Linked DNA regions of Mus musculus: all the other regions are linked to region 1. A link is a contact called in ENCODE Hi-C or POLR2A ChIA-PET data. All regions are on one chromosome and are shown on one strand. The core of a region is the stretch at or near the end of the contact, and the rest is flanking DNA. Distances in the headings are between cores, read along the strand shown.

Region 1 (5,162 bases), core at 742-3,241:
GTTACACACACATGCACTGTTACACACACATACACAGTTACACACATAGTTATACATAGTTACACACACATACACTGTTACACACACAGTTACACAATACACAGTTACACACACAGTTACATACACATACACAGTTATACACACACCTAATTACACACAGTTACACACACATAGTTACGCACATGTACACAGTTATACACAGTTACAGTTACACACACATACACTGTTACACACACAGTTATATACACATACACAGTTACACACACATAGTTACACACATACACAGTTACGCACACATGCACAGTCACACACACAGTTACACACACTGTTACAAACACATAGTTACACACATGTACATAGTTACACACACACATACATAGTTACACACACACTCACACACACACACAGAGTTTTCTGGGTTTTGTTTAAAAAGTTAACTGGCAAGTCCCTTGTCCTAGTAGCCAGAGTGCTCAGTGTGTCCAGAAAGGTGAGACCCAGATGGCAGGAATGATAATAGAACCTGCAAGGTGACTGCAGTTCTGCAAGCTCCCAGTCATGGCTTTGCTGGGGAGCCTGGGTTCAAGAGTTTAAGGACTCTAACTTAGAGCCTCCCAGGTCTTGCTCTCCTACCCTGTGTTCAGTCTGCGACTAAACAGCAGGGCTTCCTTGCAGTGGCCACCTCGCCCCAGGGTGTGAGAAGCACCCATGCTGTAGACCAAAGAGGAGACAAGAAGAGCCTGGAGAGGCTCCAGCTTGTCCTCAAATCTCTTCCAAGGACCCTGGGCTTGGAGCTTGGGACCTCTGAGACCAAGGATGTCACTTTGCCTTCTTGAGCCTTTTTCATTTTCAGGTACAGAACATATTCGTTGTGTATGTGTGTGTATGTGTGTGTGTACGTGTGTGTGTGTGTGTGTGTGTGTGTGTGTGTCTGGTATTTAATACCATAACCACCTGTGCATTTCTTGCATGCAGCAAAGTGCCCGCTCAGCCAGAAATAAACTCAGTGACACCAGGATCTTGGAATAGGTCCAGCTCACAGCAGAATTGGAACCCTGCATTGGCAGGCAGGTTCAGCGGGCACTGATGGAAAAACTTGTTTTGTTTGTAACGTTTTTGTTGGGGTCTATCACACACCCACCTTAAATTACAACTGGATAAAAACTGACTAACGTAGGCACCATTGTAATTTTCACCAAAACCAAGATCTGAAGTGTGACCCCGTCCTAACCCTTTCAAAACGCAGAAAAAGGGCGGGACTTAATCTCATTCCTGTCTTTCCATAGGCACATGGGGACACACTGAGACTCCAGAGAGGGAAAGTTGGCTGGCACAGCCTGAAGCATCCCTTACTGGTGTCTAGCTTTGGAGAATCCGCCTTTTTCCGGCACCACCAGCCAGGTCTCTTACGGAGTCCCCAGGTCTTCAACCCGCCCCAGGATTTTGGGGCGGGATTGATCGCGACTCCTCCCTGGCAAGGACCGCCCTGCGCGCGCCCTCGCCAGGCTAATTAGGCGCGCGGTTTGTTTACAAACATGGGCTGGGGCCGGTGCGCGCCTCCCTGCTTGTGAGCATTCGGGGTTTGAGGGAGGCCTCGGGGTACCCGGGTAGTGACCCCAGGGTGCTAACTGCGTTCCCGCCTTTCCCACGTTTTCCTAGGCTTCTGGAAATCCGCCCACCAGTTCTTATTCCCTGCGTGTGGCTGAGAACGCTAAAGTGAAGGCGCGCGGGCGGGCCAAGGTTCCAGCGTCGCCTCGGGTCCTGGCGGGCAACCTCCCAGCCCCGCCCCCACGCGCCCCTAGGCCGGGCCCGCTGGCGGCCAGGGCGGCCGGGCGGGCGGCCGGGGGCGCGCGGGGCGGGGCACGGCGTGGCGCCGGCGGGGCCGGGACATGTAGTCCGTGCGCCTCGGCCTCCCCTGGGCGGCCCTGGCGCGAGCCCGGGCGCGGACTACGACTCCCGCCAGGCGCCGCGGCGTAGCGCATGAGCCCTGTACAGCTCCGGCGCGTCTATTATGCTGCCGGGGCCGGCGAGCCAAAGAGGAGCCGGCCGCGCGGGCCGGGAGCAGACGGCGCTGGAGCCGCCTAGGCCAAGTACGCCTTTTTCTCGTTTCCTTGTACACTCTGGGCGGCGGCGGCGGTGGCGGTGGCGGCGGCGGACTTGGCTGAGAGAACACGGCCCGGAACGCATGGTGCAGGCCTCCCGCGCGTCTCGAAGCCCGGAGCCCGGGGCCGCCGCCTTTGTGCGCGGCCGCGATGCAACAAAGCGGGGCGGCCGCCTGCCCGGGGTCGCAGCGACTGCGCGGGCTCCGCTGCCCTCCGCCTTGCGCTGTGCGCCCGCGGCTTGCCGGTCGCCTCGGGCCGGACTGGGAGGCGTCGCCTTGGTCGGAGCGCCCAGCCTGGACTTGGCACAGCCCGCGCTCTCTGCGCCAGCCCTCCCTCACGGAAGGGATTTTTTTTTCCTTTCCCCTTTTCCTCTGCCCGCCATCTTCCGAAGGGGACTGCCTGGAGGATGCGCGGCGCGGGAAGGTGCGCGCGGTGTGCCCAGGGTCGCTCCGGCGCCACTTAGGGCGGATCGTCGCAGGGCAGGCCAGGCTGGGCCTGGACACCGCTGGAGCCTTGCAAGTGGGGCAGCCGCGGCGTGGCTTGGGGGGCGGCGGCTGCATTTGCAGAGTTATGGCCCGGGAGACGACTTTGCGCGCTTACGAGTTACTGGATTATTGCAGCCAGGCCAGGAGGAAACCCAGTTCATGTTTTGAAATCAGCCTAAACGAGTACTTAATCCGGGCGAGGTCGATTCGGATTGAGGTGGAAGGGGTGGGGTGCACGTCTTTTTCTTACTTCGTGTATAACACGCAAGCTAGTTGGGTGAGGAATGCGCACCCCAAAGCCTCTCGTATGTAAGGTTCTTGAGGATTCCCGGTGAAAAATCCTGGCGGCTTGGGGAAGTTCTCTCCACCAGTTGCTGCGACGGGGGCAGGGCTAACGAGGAAGCCATAAACAGTCTTCTTGCCCTGGGGCGGCGGGGGGGGGGCGGTAAGGAGCGGGAAGGGGGCTCACTGGGAGCCGGGGCATACCTTTTGTGAGTTCATACTTTAGGGCTCAATTTTAAGGCTCTGCCCTTTGCAATTTTGATTAAGAGCTTTCTGCCAGAAATAAGTGCACAGCTGTTGTTTCTCTACCTTAAACTTCTTAACTGTATAAGTTTGTGTCTCTGAGGTCATTCTTGTGTTCTTCAGTGGCTAACATGGGACTGGGTGCAGGAAGAGAAATGAGTGAAGGAATTGAAGGGCTCAGGTCCTGTCCCCCTTAACCCATGAGGACAAGCTGGTTGTTGTGTCGTCCATCCCCCCCCCCTTTTGTTTTGCACTTTCTTAGTGGTGTGCATTACTGGGGGTGGGGGTGCCCCTGAAGAGATCTGAGATCTCTGCTGTGCTGCTTGAAGTGAGTTTCTCACAGGCTTTCCAGGGTCCAGGAAAGGAAGGACTCCAAGGATCAAGCCCCAAGCCCCAGTGACCTTTTTTGAGTGGCCCTGAGTGTGGCCTCTCATTCGCAAATAGAGGCCTGTTTGCTGTTTGTTCTGTTGGAGGCCTTGATGTGCACTGTTGGCTGTAGATCATGAGAGGTGAGGTACAAGCTTGACAGTTCAGGAGGTGGGGGTAATTTCTTCCTGACCTTGCTTATAAACTCCGGGTCCACTGCTTTAGCAAGACACCAGGAATCTGTGGCGATCCAGACCTAGCCCCACATCCGGGGAATTCAGGAGAAAGGCATTAAAAAGCTTTTGTAGGGTGGATGACCAGGGGGTGTGCCAGTTCGTTCATTTCCCTACCTATATATCTATTTACTTTATTTATTTTACTTTTAGGAGATGCCAGGTTTACTTTCACAAAGAGTAACTGCTTTCTTTCCACAGTGCAGTATCCTGTTTTGGAAATGAGCTTTGAATGAGGGATGGAGCTTGTAAAAGTGTCCTCCCTCCCTTAGATGGTGAAAATGGGGGGGAGTGCTGAAAGGAAAGGCCCTGCCTGGCTTGCCTCTACTCCGGCTTCTGTAAGCCTGGAGCTGTGCCCCCAGGGGCTCTCAGGGTTACCTTGTCCACTTCCTGGTTTACTGTGTCACAGCCTTCCCAGGGGAGGGTGGCCCAAGGTCACAAGTGTTACCCACTGTTCAGATAAGTGCTGGTTATCCAGATCTCACCTTAGAAGGAAGAGCCGCGGGGAACTATGAGTGGGAAAACAGGATCCAGTGGAGACCTCCACAATTCAGAAGGTAATAGGAAGTTAAGAAAGCAGTACTCCTTCCCAGGGGACAGCCTTGAAGCTTGTGGCGTCCTTACAAAGCTATCCCCTGCACCTGGGGGCTGCTGTTTGCAGTACATTTTGACATGTGGTACCCTCTCGTCTATTTGTGGTTACTGCTGCGCTATGGGACACCCAGCTGTCTTAGTGTTGGTGGGTTCTATTGCAGGGGAAAGTGCCCCATTGTGGGTGCTCACAAGTTGGTAGTCTCTTTGTAGGCCTCTGGGTTGAAGTAGATCTGGGTCCATGCTGTGTACGTGGCTCAGGCTCTGGTTCTGGCAGTTCAGTACTGTTGGCTCTGGTCTCTGCGTCTCCATATGGCCTGATGACCTTGACCTGGAGATACATTTTGGGGAAGGGCCTCCTTGCCCCCATAAGGCCCAGAGCCCCACAGAGGCTATCATATCCTAACAAGATGAGGACTGGAGAAGGAGGGGCTACTAGCTCCAGTGTCATTGGAAGTTGGGCTTCCTGACCCATGTCTGGGCATTTCCAGAAGTCATACCCAGACACTGTGTGTGACATATAGAGGAGGATTCTGGTGGGACCTGTAGTCAGGTGGAAGGGACATTTGGGTCACAGGCATTAAACCGCAGGTCTTAGGTGTGGGCTGGCCTCAGCTTCCTATGTACATTGTGTGAGTTCTGCTTGTATAGTTCTACCTGTGATAATCTGCTTGGGTGCGGTTGCATTGCATTGGGCACCCAACTCCTGCCATTGGGCTTTACTATGTCTCTACTGTGCTTGCCCTGTAGGTTATGGCAGAGAGAAGAGAAGTTGACTGAGCTCTTCAGGTAATGCCCTCCCCTGGATAGTGCAGCCTCATAGACTGAGGGTAAGGTGGGTTACCACTCAGCCCCTGGCTACC
Region 2 (5,162 bases), core at 1,284-3,783, 33 kb after region 1:
TTCCCAGTGTCCTACATGGAGCATCATGCTGTGTGCTACCCATATCTGCTATTCGCCTGAAGACAGAGGCCCAAGTGCTCACAGTCCTAGCACATCTGTGGTCTATCTCCAAGTTAATGTGCAGTGTCTGATTCAGACAGACGGCCTTGGGTTAGGATAATGTGTGAGCAGGTAGTGGGAATTCCAGATACACATGAAGCTTGCTTGCAGCATTTCAGTTGAACTGAAAGACTTGACAGAAACTAATGAACTTGGAACAGTTTCTAAGTGTTATGCCCCAGGTCAGGCCAACCAACCCATACTATCTATGGGCTTCCTCTATATTTACAGGAATGTATTACAGAAGTCTAACCCATACCCTTGATTTTGGCTGGGACTGAGCCTAAGGACCTAGGCCCCTCAGGAGGCTCCAGCTAGTCAGGCTGGATGAAGTGTTTGAGGGATGCACCGTATCCTGATAGTTGTAACACAAATGTGCACATCTGCAAAGAGATACAGAGTACAGTGAATACAGCCATGGATGAGACATGCCTTTTGCATACATTACAAGCCAGGTGTCATCTGCCTGATGAGTGGGCAGAGCAAGGTGCACGGGGAGGGTTGGTGCCTCTGGAGCAGTTTGACAACACAGTGCAGAGTGAGGAGACGTGCAAACCCTTGGACAGTGGCTCTCGGCAACCACTGTCACCATTACTGTTATTTTAGAAAGCTGAGTAAGGTTTTACACAAGAAAAATGAGAAAGGGAAGAGTTTTTAAGATGTTTATTTAGAAAGCTCAGTTTTGACAAAATGCATCCCCACATTTGCATAGCCATGGGGGGGGGGGGAAGTGCTAGCCTCTAAATGAGTGCCTTCGCAGCCTGGTAGAAGAGAGGATCCGATTCGTCACCATCAGAATCCACTTTCCCCACACTCGATTAGGCTTGGAATCACTTCGGGGCACATTTTGCTTAAGGACACACCTATATAAGAGGCCACATCTGGTGGCTAGTGTGGATGCTATCACAACGCAGTAATGTCACTACCAGCACTGCCCCCCTTTCACATGCCACTGCAGTGAGCTGACAGATCTGGGACCCTGCAAGAAGAGTCACCTCCTTACCCTGGACCTGATCCATTCTATATCAGGCAGCAGCTCACAGCAGGTGAGGGTCGGGGTGTGTGTCTCTCTTGCTTCCCTTTTGTTTGGAAGCATTTCCTGGGCTTGGGCAGTGAGAGGAGCATCTAGGTACCTGTTGTGCCCCTAATAAAGTGTTGGATGACATTCTTGGGTGTTGCGTTTTTATACCACGGCTTGATCTTCATGGCCATCAAGGGTCTTCTCCCTGGAATTACATGATTGAGCAAAACTTAGACTGGCCAGTGTCCCTAGAGACCCCAAGCTGGTTTTTGTCTCGAACTAAGATGGCCTCATTTCCATACTGGGAGTACCACATGCTGCGGCTTCTGCTCAGGTATGTACTAGGTGGTACAGACTCCAACTTCTGCTGCTCTTGTTGCCAAATGAGCAAGGACGTATCCCTGTACCGGAGGCGGGCATAGGATTCTGACAGGGCCTTTTCTGCCAGCGGGACTCGCCCACTCATCCCACAGGCCCAGCGTCCTGCACACCTGGCTTTCCTCCTAGGCCAGGAACAGCCGGCTGCTGTGCTTTGTAACTAGTTGGCCAACAACCTTGATGGCTGTTGGGTTTGGGAGTCCTTGTTCAACTTAATAGTGAAAGTAGGTAACTTAGACCTTCCATAGGCAAGATCCTCAGGAGGGCAGGAGAATCCAAGACACATCTCTGACCATTCAGGAGCCACGTGAGAGCCATTCCAGACAAAGTGCTCTAGTGTTGACAGTGACTCCACACCACTCCTGGGAAGCTTATCAGGTGTCCACTGCCGCTGCAATACTGCTGAGCTCAAAGAGATGTATCCAGGGTGTCTGCAGCAGGGGCTGGCCTGTCCACCCCGCTCAAAACACAATGGGGATGTGGACTAAGCGTTGGTTCAGGTCCTTTCTTCTAGCCAGTCTTCCACTCTTACCAAGGGTGACACTACAAAGGGAAGAAACTGTCGGAAGGGGAGGGGAGTCGGGGACAGGCCCAGCATGGGCCTCACCACCAGGAGCAGCCTCTATGGGCCAGAGTGTTCAAGCGAGGTTACTCACGGATGCAGCTTGCTGAGCTGAGCTGAGCGGAAGGATGAGGCGGATGGACAATCGCAGGTCCCTTAATAACCCACAGACGGTTGGCGGTCCCAGGGTCTCCTCTCCGCTGGTGAGAGAAGCGGTCCTCAGCTATGGAGTAGAGAGCTACTGGAAGGAGGAAGGATGCGAGCCCTACGCCCCAGCGGCCAGCAAAGTCACCGCTTGCCCGGATGCTCCAGCGAAGCAGACTTTGCCACCGGCGCTCGCGGACACGCGTGGGCCTGCTGACGCAAGGGATCCAGGTCCCGGGCAGAGCCAGGAGGCCGCGGCTACGTCTCCATGGCAGCGTCGCAGGCGTGGCGAGCCGAGCACCGAGGACCAGCCTGCAGACGGACACATCGATCATTCTGTGGGCGGGGCCAAAGACCTAGAGGGAGAGGAGGAGCGTCCAGAGGGCGGTGGGGAAGGAAAGGGGAAGGACTGGAGTGGGAGGGGGAGCTTGGAGAGAACTTAGGTTAGGGGGCGGAGAGAATAGGGGGAGGAGGAGATCCAGAGAAAAGGGAGAGGGGAGGAGCTTGAAGAGAGGAGGAGCCGGAGAAAGAGGCAGAGCGAGATCCAGGATAAGGAGAGAGTGGAGAGAGAGGAGGATCCCGAGAAATTTGGGAGTGTGTAGTGGGGGAAGAATCTAGGAGATGGGGAGGCTCTGGAGGGGGGAGCATGAAAGGAATGCTAGGAGAAGACAGAGCTAGGGAGGAGAGGATGAGGATTGAGAGGAGGAGCCTGAAGAGGCAGAGGAAGAAGAGGCGTTTGGGGGAAGCAGAGTGGGCATTGCAGAGTGGAGGGGGTGGTAAACACAAAGGGAGAAGCCAGGATAGAAAAGGAGCCTGGGGAAGACACTCTGGAGTCAGGACTGGGAGGGAGATGGGGCTAAGAGCTGGGGAGAAGAGCTTGGGGGCATTGTAAGGAGGAGCATGGAGGGTGAGGAGCGGCTAGGAAACCTGGAGGAGATGCTGAAGAGGGATTAGGAGTTAGCATTAGGCACCTTCCCAGTTCTCGATCCTAACATGGTTTCTGAGGTTTTCTTTCTTTCTTTCTTTCTTTCTTTCTTTCTTTCTTTCTTTCTTTCTTTCTTTCTTTCTTTCTTTCTTTCTCTCTCTCTCTCTCTCTCTCTCTCTCTCTCTCTCTCTCTCTCTCTCTCCCTCCCTCCCTCCCTCCCTCCCTCCCTCCCTCCCTCCGTCTCTCTCTTTCTTTCTTTCTTTTTTTGTTTTTTCGAGACAGAGTTTCTCTGTATAGCCCTGGCTGCCCTGGAACTCACTTTGTAGACCAGGCTGGCCTCGAACTCAGAAATCCACCTGCCTCTGCTTCCCACAGTGCTGGGATTAATTTTATGTTTGGGTTGGAGCTTTTGTGGTCTGGAGTTTGACGCCACGGCCTTGGGCATGTTAGGCAAGTGCTCTAAGGCTAAGCTTTGTCTTCAGTCCTTATTTTCTTTGTGCAGTTTCCTTCTCAGACCTATTGCTGTTATTATTGACATCCCACTCAGATGATGGGCACATTTGTTTTCAATTTATTTAATGTGGTGTGGGATGCATCATTTCAAAAGTAGCTGCGAAATTCCGCCATTCCACATACTGCTCATTTGAATTGTCCTAAAGCCCCAGGAAAATTCAGCATACACTCCTATTACACCCGACCAAACACTGTGACCCCGTGTCCATCATTTTTCTGCATAAGTTCTATTTTCACACTTTAGTCCGATGCCAGTTAAGAATATTGACATCAGTGGGTGTTGGAAAAGGAGCAGGGTGGGATGGTGGTGGCAGGAATTTTCGAGGCAGAGGCAGGCAGATCTCTGAGTTTGAGGCCAGCTTAGTCTAGTCAATGAGTTTCAGATCAACCAAGGCTACCTAGCAAGACCTTATCTCAAAAAGATAAGAGAGAGAAAAGAAAAAAGAATATTGACACCATGGACAGCCCCAAAACAAAACCAAAGTACAGAATACCATTTTGTTGTTGTTTTGTTTTGTTTTGTTTTGTTTTATTTTTCAAGATATGGTTTCTCAGTGTAACAGCCCTGACTGTCCTGGACTCGATTTGTCGATCAGGCTGTCCTCAAACTCACAGAGATCTGCCTGTCTCGTGCCTCCTGAGCACTGAGATTAAAGACATGTACCACCACTCCCCAGGATGGAATACCAATTTTTCCCCCCCATGGCTCCACTCGCTCTGGTCTGCTTGCTCACTCACTTCTGCCCTGCTTGCTTCGGCTGTATTTATTTCATGTATGTGAGTACACTGTCACAGTCTTCAGACACAGCAGAAGAGGGCGTCGGATCCCATTACAGATGGTTGTGAGCCACCATGTGGTTGCTGGGAATTGAACTCAAGACCTCTGGAAGAACAGTCAGTGCTCTTAGCCCCTGAGCCATCTCTCCAGCCCCAGAATACCAATTCTTTACATGGGCATTTATCTGTCTGCCTGCCTGTCTGTCTGTCTATGTATTTGTGTGTGTATATGTGTGGTCATGCACATACCATGGTACACATGTGAAGACCAGAGTTCAGCTGGAGGGCATCTGCTCTTTCACTTGGGATGGAACTTAGGTTGTCAGTATTGGTGACACATTCCCTTGTCACCTATTGACCCATGTCACCTACTGAGCCTGTCTCCGGGCCTTCACCTTGTTTATTCGTTAGTCTGTGTGTGTGTGTGTGTGGGGGGGGTGAGTGGCATGTGTGCATATGGAAGATGTGGAAGTCAGAATTCAGCATGCAGGAGTCGATTCTTTCTACCATATGGGTTCCAGAGGTCAAGCTCAGATAGGCTTGGTGGTGCGCATCTTCACCTGCTGAACCATCTCCGCAGTTTTGAAACAGTGTCTTCCACTGAACTTAAAGCATACCAATTTGGCAAAACAAGTTAGTCAAGGATTTTCCTGTCCCTGCCTCCTCAGTGAAGAATGCATGCCACCATGCAAGGCTGTGTTATGGGTTCTGTGAACCAACCCAGGTCCTTATGTTTGTGTAGC
Region 3 (5,162 bases), core at 1,382-3,881, 39 kb before region 1:
CCAACAAATCAACTGTCCCAAGCTGGGGATAACTGTCACCCTATCCCAGGGCTGACGCTTCAGACACTCTGTGTGATGGCCTAGGCTTCCCACTGTAGCAGACAGGTGTATACAGGGATGTGAGTTTGCTTCAAAGAGCCCTTGACACAGTATTTAAAAGGCTTTCTAACAGAAACAACAGGCCAAGTAACAGGAGGTAGACTTTCTGTGCACAAGTCTGTGAACTTACCCAAATTCTAAAATACACCCAAATAATTTGACGAAACACAGTGGCCTCACCTCCTCAGTGGCTCCCTGTGACCTCATAAACTGCAACATGCCTTTAACAATACCTAGAGCTTACAGAGCACAGGGACTCAGTGCACAAAGTACTACCGAAAGCGCTCCAAGAATAAAACAGAGTAGTCACTGCCCCCATGTGAAAGAAACCTCTGGGGGAGCAGCACAAACAACAGCAGATAAGCTGCAGGTCTGAGGGAAAGTAGTTATTCCAGTCAGCTGGACAGACTCAGCCTGAACATGTATGCAACTGCAACAGTTTACTGCAGTTTACAGGAGGGCCCATCACCTGCACGCATCCAGAAAAGCACACCACCTGACTGGGAAATGAGCTAGTACTCCTCTAACGGAGAGCTACTGAGACATTCCTCAGCCATCAATGTAAGGAGCAATCATAATGTAAAGTCTGGCTTTGAGGTTAAACCTGAAACCTCACATGGACCCCCACATAAGACTAAGATGAAAGGACACCAAAAGAGAACAATGCCTCAAAGTCTTCAATCCTAGAGGAAAGAACAGGAACACCATGCACCACACAGGTGCAGCCAAGCTGTTTTACCTGCAGCCATCTCCATCAAGGTCAAATCCGCTGTAGCTCAAGCCCAGGTGCAAGGATCAGACTAGGGTAGGTCCCAGGGGCCTCTCCACAAACAAAGCTCTTGTGCCCAGGAAATACCAGCTGCTTGGTGCTTTTAGCTTTTTGGAGACAGGGTCTTGCTATGCACTGGTATTAAAAAACCAGTCTCAAGCTTGGTATGGTTGGTGTAACAGGCATAAATCAACTACCAGGCCTGACCTGGTGCTTATTCTTAATGCAACTATGGCCATGAGTTCCCATAGCAACCACTTTTGTGGACCATACAGGTAGCAACAGGAGCTGAGACTTAAGTAATGAAAAGGGCTAGAAAGTCTCTTTCAACCAGCATCTCATCTCCCTACTCCAGTGAAATGAAAGGCCAACAGTGTAGGGCAGATCTATCTCCAGTGTGGGAAGTCTCTAGGAACTAAGCTTCTTTTAGCATATAAAGAGATTCACCTAACAGCAGGTGGATGACCTTGCCAACAAGCACACCACCACCCAGCCCTGCCCATCACATCGTTAATAAGCTGGGTCTTTCAGGAAGACAAATATTAACATCTGAAGACACTAGTTGTAGCACCACCCACTTTAATTCCAGCTCTAAGGATGAAGAGCTCTAAGGATGTGGGCCCCAAACAACCAACCAAAAAACAAAAACAAAAACGGGGAAGAAAGAAAGAAAGAAAGAAAGAAAGAAAGAAAGAATATCAACATTAGCCAATCTGCCTCACAGCATTCAGGAGGCTCAGGAATTCAAAGCAGTTAAATGTGAGGCTAGCATCAACCTGAAACCGGCTCAAAGGAGACCACCACTTTCCAATTCCACAGGGTAGAGTCCAAGACAGAGCACTCAGGAAAGCAGGACTTGGGGAGGGCAGGTCTGGGAGGAAGCTGGGTTAAGCAGGATCCTCAGCAGGTGGTTTGGAGCTGGCCTCCACTGCCCACAAAGGAGGTAGGTAACCGGCAGCCGCAGCCGGGGCTTTACACTAGAGTGAGCCTGACTATGGAAGGGCAGCAGCCATCAGTCTCCCTCCAGTCAAATGTAGACTCCTGGTTTCCACCCTAGTACACAAGTATGGGAAGACAGAATGGTTCAGTCACTCAGGTGAGTGCAGTAGGTAACCCAACAAAGAACTCCAACCCATCCTCTCTGGGCTCCTAGATACCTAGGTACTAGTAGCCTTGGCTTCACACCACTGTGCGCTCAACTGCCCGGCTGTCCCGGACAATGTTCAGAAACCCTTGACCGGTCAGCCCTAGTCAGGTAGAAACTTGCGCTAGGACACAAATGAGGGTTGTGCCCGCAGCACGAGAGGCGCCAAGTGGCCAAGGAAACCTGCGCGACGCTGGCTGGGTGTCCCCGATGAGACAGAGAATTCCACTCCCAGTGACGCCAGTCTGAGGTGTGAGTCTCGAGAAGCTCGCAGGACTAAGGGTCTAGGGGCGTAGCAGGGGCCGCAGTGGAAGTAGCGGGCCGTGGCGGCCACAAGGGGCGGCGGGGTCGGGGCGCGGCCGCAAATGCGGCGTCCGGCCCGGCCCGAGGCCCTCGGAACACGTGCGGCGCTGTGGAGCCCGGAGCCCGAGGGCCCTCGTGGCCGCCGCTCGCCTCGCGCCCGCGGGACCGGGTTTCTCGCTTACCTGCCGGGGCCGCGGCGGCGGGGCCGGGCGCTCTGGCGTCGCGTCGGCTAGCCCTACGCGCGAGAGCAGACGATCTGCTGGACTAGGCGGCAGCGGCGCGGGAGGCGGGAGGGATTGCGCGTGCGCGAGGGGCGGGACAACGGGCGGCGACGAGGGTCAGAAAAACTAGAGGAGGCGGAGCGCCTTAAAGGGGCCGTCTGTGGTTCTCGCTTCCTATTTGACCGCTACTGGTGTTCGGTAACTGCAGACTGGAGCACTCTAGAATTAAAGATGGGTGAGAACGTGCTTAGGTGCCTCTCCTGTTATTCTAGGCTGTGTAGCCAAGCTAACAGTTACAATTTGCCTGTGCTGGCCCGTGCCTGCCCAGGACTGTTGGGAAACCTCTTGGTGCCACTGGTGGATGTCCACGAGGTCCGGAAGTCCGGAGCTCCTGCGGCCTCCCCAGCCTACCGCAAGGCGGGGGGCTTCCTGCCGCTGCAAACCACAGCTCAAATTGAACATACTTGCCTCTCTTCTACAGGGCCATAAGGAGGCTACGCTGTACCACCACCACCACCCCACACAGACACACTCCGAAAAAGGTCTTAGGAGCTACCGCTGCAGGGAGAGATCTACAGTAGTGTCCAGGGAAGGCAGGGCACTACTGTAGAGAAGGAAGCCTGCACGCTGACAAGAGAGGAGCTACCTGACTTAGAAGACAAACAAGAAAGAATGTGGACAGGAAAGGCAAGTGTCCCTAACACAGGGGCTCCAAGTCCTCCAGCTATGCATGCATCTGGAACGATGCAGTTGCACCTGAATGTAGGCTCAGGCAGTTCACATTCCAGGCAGCCACAGCATCCACTACAATCTGGCTCCTGTGTGGCTCTGGAGCTCCATTTTAAAGGCTTTATCTCATTTTCACAAGACAGCCCCTAGCAGGCTGGCCGGCCTGCAGTTAGCAAAGTTTTGACAGCCCTCTTTCCTGTTGGACCACCTCTACTCCTGTCACTAACGGGGAAAACACCCAGAGAGGAGGACACAGGGACAGAAGGAGAACCTGGAGCCAGGTCTGCACCTCTCACTTCACTGTCTAACTCACATGGTCTTAGACTCTTGGAGGTGGCTATGACCTGTGCAGCCTCATCTTCCAGTCTGGGAATATCAAATATAACGCGTGGGGAACCTGTGCAGAGGGAGGGACTAAGCAACTGAAGCTTGAGAATGGAGAGTGTGTGGTTGCCATAGCTACAAGAGTGTGAGAAGACTGACATTGGCCTGGAATCTCCTGCTAAAGGCACAGAAACAGTTCAGACGAATCTGTGTGTCTAACAGACCTATGCCAGGAGCCCTGGATGGAGTGGAGCATGGGATGGTAAGAATAACATCTCCGTATCTGCCTAGCTAACCGGACTGGAAACCAAACCTAATCCTCTGCCACCCACCTCTCAGATAACATTCAAACCTGTCCACCTCCATCCTCATCCCGGCTCTACCTAAGATGTGGCCTTTTCAAAATTCCAGCCAAAGGAATTGCTGAAAATCCAGGTAAAGTGTATGCATAGCATGCAAGAAGCCCTGGAGCCAATCCCCAACACTCATAAACCAAGTGCAACAGCACAAGTATTAGATAGTTAGAGGCAGAAATATTAGAACTTCAAGACCAGCATGGAAGGCTCAAAGGATAAGGGGTCCTGACCCAGAAGCCCCAGATTTCCAACTTTTACTCACACTGGATCTGTAGTAAGAATTTTGATATCTTTAAAAACACAGTTATGTAGGGCCGGGCGTAGTGGCGCACGCCTTTAATCCCAGCACTCGGGAAGCAGAGGCAGGCGGATTTCTGAGTTCGAGGCCAGCCTGGTCTACAAAGTGAGTTCCAGGACAGCCAGGGCTATACAGAGAAACCCTGTCTCAAAAAACCAAGAAAAAAAAAAAAGAAAGAAAGCACCCTATGATAAGATGGGGACATAACCCAGGTGGTAGAATGCTAGCCTAGCATCCACAAAACTCTGTGTTCAAGTCCCAGTGTCACACAAAGTGGGAGTATTGTGCTTATGTGTCTCCCAGCCCTCAAGCTGGTATATTCAAGGTCATCCTTGACTACCCAGAGAGTTCTGGACTGTGGTGGTTTGAATAAAAATGACAAGTCCACAGGGCGTGGCACTATCAGGTTTGGCTTTGTTGGAGGAAGTATGTCACTTAGGAAGTGGGCCTTGAGGTTTCAAATGCTCAAGCCAGGCTCAGTGGCTCACAGTTACGGCAAGACCTGTTGCCTAAGTATCAAGATGCAGAACTCTCAGGTCCTTTGCCAGTATTAAGTCAGCCTACATGCTGCCATGATGCTGTCATGACAATAATGACCTAAACCTCTGAACGTGTAAGCCAGCCTCAGTTAAAAGTTTTCCTTTGCTGTGTGGTGGTAGCACATGCCTTTTCCCAGCACTTGGTGCCGGGGGGGGGGGGGATGATTGGATTCAGTCAGCCCCTCAACCCTCAGGAGAATCAAGGTCCCAGTATTCAGGTGAGCTAGGAGTCGGCGAAAAGTGACAGACACTGACAGAGAGTGCTGTATCTAAATGTAATTTCTCAAAGTGAGCACCAGACTTATATTACAGAAGAAAACAAGGAAGTTAGGCGATACATTAAGGTCATCAAAGGTACACTGAGGTTACCCAATGCAGCT

What was found. Hi-C counts contacts between places; a loop is a spot of excess contacts on that map. ChIA-PET counts read pairs that join two places held with the same protein, here RNA polymerase II (POLR2A).
Region 2: a loop to region 1 is called in a map of left cerebral cortex, with 3 times the contacts of the local background. The contact joins the promoter of Brd3os here to the promoter of Brd3 in region 1. A Hi-C loop is called at or near these places in 5 of 37 maps with a recorded cell type or tissue (T-helper 1 cell, adrenal gland, left cerebral cortex and 1 more). POLR2A ChIA-PET finds 5 or more read pairs at or near these places in 4 of 5 experiments (Patski and embryonic stem cell).
Region 3: a loop to region 1 is called in a map of left cerebral cortex, with 7 times the contacts of the local background. The contact joins the promoter of Wdr5 here to the promoter of Brd3 in region 1. A Hi-C loop is called at or near these places in 17 of 37 maps with a recorded cell type or tissue (adrenal gland, gastrocnemius, heart and 3 more). POLR2A ChIA-PET finds 5 or more read pairs at or near these places in 4 of 5 experiments (Patski and embryonic stem cell).

The regions. Positions count from the first base shown.
Region 1 is chr2:27,472,502-27,477,663 of GRCm38, reverse strand. Brd3 (bromodomain containing 3) reads left to right here and starts at 1,991. Exons shown (of 12, transcript NM_001113573.1): 1 at 1,991-2,087.
Region 2 is chr2:27,439,807-27,444,968 of GRCm38, reverse strand. Brd3os (bromodomain containing 3, opposite strand) reads right to left here and starts at 2,533. Exons shown (of 2, transcript NM_001360791.1): 1 at 2,155-2,533; 2 at 748-2,041. The coding sequence starts at 1,586. The coding sequence ends at 1,332.
Region 3 is chr2:27,512,616-27,517,777 of GRCm38, reverse strand. Wdr5 (WD repeat domain 5) reads right to left here and starts at 2,631. Exons shown (of 14, transcript NM_080848.2): 1 at 2,498-2,631.